Linked DNA regions of Homo sapiens: region 1 is linked to region 2. The links are chromatin contacts, found by Hi-C or POLR2A ChIA-PET in ENCODE. All regions are on one chromosome and are shown on one strand. Each heading gives the region's core, a stretch centred on a gene start or an enhancer-like site at or near the end of the contact. The rest is flanking DNA. Distances are from core to core; before and after follow the strand shown. Region 1 holds the start of FAM230I (family with sequence similarity 230 member I). Region 2 holds the start of PCAT14 (prostate cancer associated transcript 14).

The links. A loop is a pair of places that touch in the nucleus more often than their neighbours do. ChIA-PET counts read pairs that join two places held with the same protein, here RNA polymerase II (POLR2A). Pooled maps may share reads with other maps.
Region 1: a map of sigmoid colon shows a loop between it and region 2 (4-fold over the local background). The contact joins the promoter of FAM230I here to the promoter of PCAT14 in region 2. A Hi-C loop is called at or near these places in 1 of 168 maps with a recorded cell type or tissue (sigmoid colon) and 4 of 50 pooled maps. POLR2A ChIA-PET finds 5 or more read pairs at or near these places in 1 of 52 experiments (WTC11).

The regions. Positions count from the first base shown.
Region 1 is chr22:23,485,664-23,488,964 of GRCh38, reverse strand. FAM230I (family with sequence similarity 230 member I) reads left to right here and starts at 1,985. Exons shown (of 12, transcript NR_165490.1): 1 at 1,985-2,086.
Region 2 is chr22:23,536,488-23,540,120 of GRCh38, reverse strand. PCAT14 (prostate cancer associated transcript 14) reads right to left here and starts at 2,019. Exons shown (of 4, transcript NR_109832.1): 1 at 1,797-2,019; 2 at 1,283-1,360. LOC124900476 (endogenous retrovirus group K member 5 Gag polyprotein-like) reads right to left here and starts at 3,240. Exons shown (of 2, transcript XM_047441690.1): 1 at 2,985-3,240; 2 at 1-1,360. The coding sequence starts at 1,247. RefSeq lists enhancers at 205-499, 225-519, 1,207-1,821, 3,054-3,633 and a silencer at 1,705-1,999.

The DNA of each region.
Region 1 (3,301 bases), core at 736-3,235, 51 kb after region 2:
AGGTCAGGAGATCGAGACCATCTTGGCTAACACGGTGAAATACCATGTTACTAAATACCGTCTCTACTAAAAATACAAAAAATTAGAAGGGCGTTCTGGCGGGCGCCTGTAGTCCCAGCTACTCGAGAGGCTGAGGCAGGAAAATGGCTTGAACCTGGGAGGCAGAGCTTGCGGTGAGCCGAGATCGCGCCACTGCACTCCAGCCTGGGCACCCAGACAGAGCGAGACTCCGTCTCAAAAAAAAAAAAAAAAAAAAAAAAAGACCAGCCTGGCCAAGATGGTGAAAACCCGTCTCTACTAAAATTACAAAAATTAGCTGGACATGGTGGAACGTGCCTGTAATCCCAGCTACTCGGGAAGCTGAGGCAGGAGAATCACTTGAACCCAGGAAGCGGAGGTTGCTGTGAGTCGAAATGGCCACTACGCTCCAGCCTGGCGATGAGCAAGACTCCCTCTCAAAAAAAAAAAAGAAAAAAAGAAAAAAACTGGACACCTATTTTTCACCATATACAAAAATTTACGCAGGTTGGATTAAAGATTTAAATTTAAGACCTCAAACTACAATAATCCTGGAAGAAAAACTTCAGAAGTACCATTCTTGACATGGCCTATGGGAAATAATTCATGACTAAGTCTTTAAAAGAAATTGCAACAAAACTTGGCAAGTGAGACCTAGTTAAACTAAAGAGCTGCCACACAGCAAAGGAGACCATCAGCAGAGTAAGCAGACAACCTACAGGATGGGGGGAATTATTCACAAACTATGCGTACAACAAAGGTCTAATATCCAGAATCTATGAGGAACTTAATTCCACAAGCAAAAACAGCCCCATTTAAAAAGGGGCAAATAAACACTTCTCAAAAGAAGACATACATGCAGCCAACAAACGTGAAAAAATGCTTATCATCACTAATCATGAGAGAAATGCAAATCAAAACCACAATGAGATATTATCTCACACCAGTCAGAAAGACTATTTTTTTAAAAGTAAAAAAAAATAGCAGATACTGGCAAGGATAAGGAGAAAACGAAATGCTTATACACTGTTGGTGGGAATGTAAGTTAGTTCAGCCACTGTGGAAAGCAGTTTGGAGATTTCTCAAAGAACATAAAACAGAACTAACATTCAGCCCAGCAATCCCATTACTGAGTATGTATCCAAAAGAAAACAAATCATTCCACCAAAAAGACATACGCACTCGTATGTTTATTGCAACACTATTCACGATAGCAAAGACATGGGATCAACCTAGGTGCCCGTCAACAGTGGACTGGATAAAAATGTGGTACATATAGACCATGGAATACTATGCAGCTACAAAAGAATGAAATTATGTTCTTTGCGGGAAAATGGCTAGAGCTAGAAGCCACTAAGTGAACTAATGTAACAGAAAACAAACGCCTCATGTTCTTATAAGTAGGTGCTAAACGCTGAGTACCCATGGACACGAAGATGGTGACAATAGACACTAGGACTGCTAAGAGAGGGAGGGAGGAAGGAAAAGGTTGAAAAACTGCTGAGTACCATGTTCAGTACCTGGGTGTTGAGATCATTCATACCCCAAACCTCAGCACCACACAATATACCCAGGTAACTAACCTGCACGTGTACACCCTGAATCTAACATAAAAGTTGAAAAAGAAAAAAAAGAATGGAATCTCTGCTTGTTTTCAGAATAATCAGTTGTGCCCCTCTTCAATTTGAAATTCTCACTATTGGCTATATTTAGGGGTACCCTATTTCCCATCTCATAACTTATTTTAAGAAACACAGAATAATAATGTGTAGGCTTGGGATTCAGTTTTTGAAATAAAACACTTATCTTCAATGACCTTCCTGTACATGTAAAAGCACACCTGTCTGCATGGCAGCAGTTGGACCTCACAGTGTGGATTGTGCCTTCACCCGGGAATGTCTGTGATGCCCCATCACCGTGGTGATGGGATTAGGGATCTCCTGCCCTCAGTCTTAAGTGCCACTGTCTGTGCTGAGTTTTTCGAAGGTCAGAGCAGATTGAACCTTTGTGCTTTCATTTTTCCTGATTTTGATTTTTCTTATGGGGATCCACTTTTCCTGCATTCGAGGTATGTTCATACTGGCCTGTCAAATGCTGTCTTTTCAAATTACTAGTTAATACTTTCAAAATATGTTATTTAAAAAATTATCCTCTGTATTTTCCATATGCAGTTATAAATAAGTTTTGTGGTTATGTTTTATTCCTCATTTTATATATTTGATTCTTGTATCAAGCAGGGTGCTTTTGAACTTTTTCTTCATTTAAAAAATATGTATCATTTCCTTTTACATCCTGCACCCTTCAATGCTCCCGCCCCAAATTAAGTTATTCCCTTGAGGAGAATATGGCAAAGTCTATTTTAATGTAGTTTTTAACCTAATTAAGAACCTATGAAATCATTACTTTCAAAAAGTTTGGAGAAAAGCCACAGTAGTACAGATGGGTTTGAGGCTTTTCACACAATAAAATGTACCTATCTTTGTTTTTGACATGTTTTTCCTTCCTCTCTTCTTTTGTTGTGAAATGTGTATTTAGTTTAATAAATTTGTAGTAAGTCATGTCCATTCACATATCAATTTTAAATGTAATAAGAATGCGTATTGTCTGTGTGTGAAATAAAAAACATTTATTTTTATGCTTTGGGAGTTATCCAAAATCATAGAATTGTCAATTACAGTCAATCACCCAACCTACTCACCTTTCCAGAGTAGTCTTAGTCAAATTTTTTTTTTTTTTTGTTTCCCAATGAAATGCAGTATTTCAACACAGAAAGATAAATAGAATGAATTGGTAGAGACTGTTAACTAAGAACATACAGTTTTATTTATACTCAGAAACAAATAGATCATATACATATATATGAAGATAAAAATTAAAGGGATAATTGTGTAAGTTTGCATGTAGAAAGCTTTGAAAACCTGTTTACTTGTTAATGCTGTTTTGATGTATTGTGTGACTTAGTTCTCCCGACCCATCATCCAGAGCTCTCTCTAGGAGCTAAGTGCTCATCAGTTCTGTGAGTTGGAAACTAAGTTTAGAGGCACTTGTATTTGTTAGTAAATAAGGCAACATGATATTCTTTCACAGGTTTTAGTGCAGAAGACTGAATAGATAAGCTGCTCCACCCAGTACACTGGTGTTCATTTCATGGTCATCTCATATGTTGATCGTGGATATAAAACACTTATCTTCAATGACCTTCCTGTATATGTAAAAGCACGCCTGTCTACATGGCAGCAGTTGGACCTCACAATGTGGATTGTGCCTTCACCCTGAACTGTCT
Region 2 (3,633 bases), core at 770-3,269:
GTTTTAAACTGTAGATACTGAGAGGATGAAAGGGAAGATTTGGCCAAAATTTCCCAGTCATAAGGAGTAAGTCTATTTCCATGAGCAATGGAATCTAATAATGTTCTTATATAAGGGGAGTTGGATCCATATTGTTTAACTCCTTCCTTTATATCTTTTAACATTTTCATGGTGAAAGGTTCACATCTAGTCTCAGCTCGGGCAGGCGCTCCTACTTGAGTCTCTTCCCCGGCCTGTACCAGTTGTAAAATTACCAGGAACCGCCATGCCTCAAGATCGCCCTGTTTTCTGGCTTCATCAATGACTGCATGCAGTGCACCACCCTGTCCACTACGTGATGCTGTAGGATTAAGTCTCACAGTGGGCGGCTGAGGATACAGCGCCGCGTCCTGTGTTGCTGGTGAATTAGACGCCATCGCTGTGGGTTGCTGGTATGGTGCCGTGCTATTTGGCACAGGACACACCGCTTGAGGTCTGTATTGAACCTCTGAAGGAGGCCGATACTGAAGCTCGGTTGGCAGCCGGTATTGATAAACTACCAGCGGTTGGGTCTTATTTTCTACCGGCTGATATTGTGGATACTGTATCTGAGTTGGCATTGCCGGGATAGAGACTCTGTCCCTTTCTACTTGATTTTCTCTTGGGGTTTGTGCTTGTCTAACCTGCGTTTGAGGTTGTAATGTTACAGGCATCTGAACCACGGGAGGAGGAGTTGATGGCGATCGTGGTTTAGGCTCTGATGGCCCCAATGATTCTGGACCTCCTTCCCCCAATTTTGATGATTCAGGGTATATTATCTCCTGTAATTGACTGTAGTCAACATTTTGCGTTGACTGAGCCATTACAGACTCTGCTACATATTTACAATGTGAACTTTCCGTTCCTTGCTGGGATTCTGTCCCTGCCTCTTCTTCACAATCTGTTACACAGCTTTTAGGGGCATCAGAAACTGAAACAATATCTTCTCCTGTTTGAAATGGTTCTAAAGTTGCTTTAATAATGGCCCAATCATTCCATACTGTAAGTGGGATGATTTTACCTTCCCTATTTGCTTGTTTTAATTCTTTGCCAATTTTTTCCCAATCTTTTAGATCTAAAGTTCCCTGTTCTGGAAACCATGGGCAGAATTGTTCTATTGTTTGAAATAGCGTAATTAGATTTTCTGTAGAAGCTCTAACTCCCCCTCTTCTTAAAAGAATTTTAATAAAGCTGAGATAAGAGGCATATTTACTTTCAGTTTGCCCCATCGTTACCCTGGGTTCCTCTAAGCACACAAGCTTACCGCAAGGCTGACCGTGGACGTACTTGGGACTCTCTCGTCAACTTGTCCTCAATGACCACACTGTAGAGTACCTTCACCCTAGAGAAAGGCACCCACATTGGGCATCAGATGAAGGGGGCCAGCCCCTCCACACCTGTGGGTATTTCTCGTCAGGAGGGATGAGAGACTGAGGAAAGAAATAAGACACAGAGACAAAGTATAGAGAAAGAACAATGGGCCCAGGGGACCAGCGCTCAGCGTACGGAGGATGTGCACCGGCCATGGTCTCTGAGTTCCCTTGGTATCTACAGATTACTATTTTCACTATCTCAGCAAGGGGAATGCGGTGGGAGAACAGGGCGATAGTGGGGAGAAGGTCAGCAGGAAAACATGTGAACAAAGGAATCTGTGTCACAAGTTCAAGGGGAGGTTCTGTGCCCAGATGTGCACATAGGCCAGATTTATGCTTCTCTCCACCCAAACATCTCAGTGTAGCAAAGAGTAACAGAGCAGCATTGCCGCTAGCATATCTCACCTCCAGCCACAGGGTGGTTTTCTTCTCTCAGAATAGAAGGAATGTACTATCGGGTTTTACACCAAGACATTCCATTCCCAAGGACATGCAGGAGACGGAGGCCTTCCTCTTATCTCAACTGCAAGAGGCCTTCCCCTTTTACTAATCCTCCTCAGCACAGACCCTTTACGGGTGTCGGGCTGGGGGACGGTCAGGTCTTTCCCTTCCCACGAGGCCGTATCTCAGGCTGTCTCAGTGGGGGGAAGCCTTGGACAATACCCAGGCTTTCTCGGGCAGAGGTCCCTGTGGCTTTCCGCAGTGCATCGTGCCCCTGATTAATGGAGAATGGAGAATGGCGATGACTTTTACCAAGCATACTGCCTGTAAACACATTGTTAACAAGGCACATCCTGTACAGCCCTTGATCCCTTAAACCTTGATTCCATACAGCACATGTTTCTTTGAGCACAGGGTTGGGGCTACAGTTACAGGTTAACAGCAGGTCAAGGCAAAATAATTTTTCTTAGTACAGCTCAAAATGGAGTTTATGTCTTCCTTTTCTACATAGACACAGTAACAGTGTGATCTCTCTTTCTTTTCCCTACACAAACAGCCGCGTGGCCCAGCCAGGTCCATCCCCTTGGCAAAGTCCCGCTGGGTCCCGGGTGCTGGGGTCCTGCCCTGTTCGGCTGTGGTGAAAACGCCTCCTTCTCTCTGGGTCCCCAGAGAAAACCCCTGCTCTCTCCACTCTGCAGCCTCAATTACAAAGACGAACACACATACGCCCCACAGATGTGCACACACACACACATACACACACAGCAGGAGCTGCGGGAGGAAGCCAGGCAGCCAGCGGGGACCCGGGAGGGTGGAAACACCACAAGAACCAGGGGCTGGTTTTCTTTTATTGTATTAAATAGTTAGGCAGACAGTAGGAGAAATACACAAGGAAAGGCCAGGTGCCCCGAACCCAAGTCCAGCGCCTAAAATCCTGCCATTCATTTCCAAGTCTCTCGTGGGCCCTCTCCCTCCTTCTCTCTGCTCCTCTTTGGGGCACACCTGTGCTCTATGGTCTGCATGGAGGGGACCCTACCCTGAAGGGGTGGCCTGCCCCTCCACACCTCTGGGTGTTTCTCATCAGGTGGAATGAGAGACTTTACTTTTAGTTTGCCCCATTAACCCTGGCTTCTTCCGAGCGCCCAAGCTTACCACAAGGCTCACTGTAGACGTACTCGGGAATCTCTCGTTGACTTGTCCTCAATGACCACACTCGAGAGTCCCTTCACCCTAGAGAAAAGCATCCACGTTGGGCACCAGATGGAGTGGCCTGCGCCTCCACAGCTGTGGGCATTTCTCCTCAGGTGGAACGAGAGACTTGAGAAAAGAAAGACAACAGAGACAAAGTATAGAGAAAGAAAAGTGGGCCCAGGGGACCGGCGCTCAGCATATGGAGGACCCGCGCCGCACCGGTCTCTGAGTTCCCTCAGTATTTATTGATCATTATCTCTACCATCTCGGAGAGGGGGATGTGGCAGGACAATAGGGTAATAGTGGGGAGAGGGCCAGCAGGAAAACATGTGAACAAATGTCTCTGCATCATAAACAAGGTAAAGAAAAAAGTGCTGTGCTTTTGATGTGCATATACATAAACATCTCAATGCCTTAAAGAGCAGTATTGCCGCCAGCATGTCCCACCTCCAGCCCTAAGGCAGTTTTCTCCTATCTCAGTAGATGGCATATACAATCAGGCTTTACACCAAGACATTCCATTGCCCAGGGATGAGCAGGAGACAGATGCCTTCCTCTTATCTCAACTGCAAAGAGGCCTTCCTTCCTCTTTTACTAATCCTCAGCACAG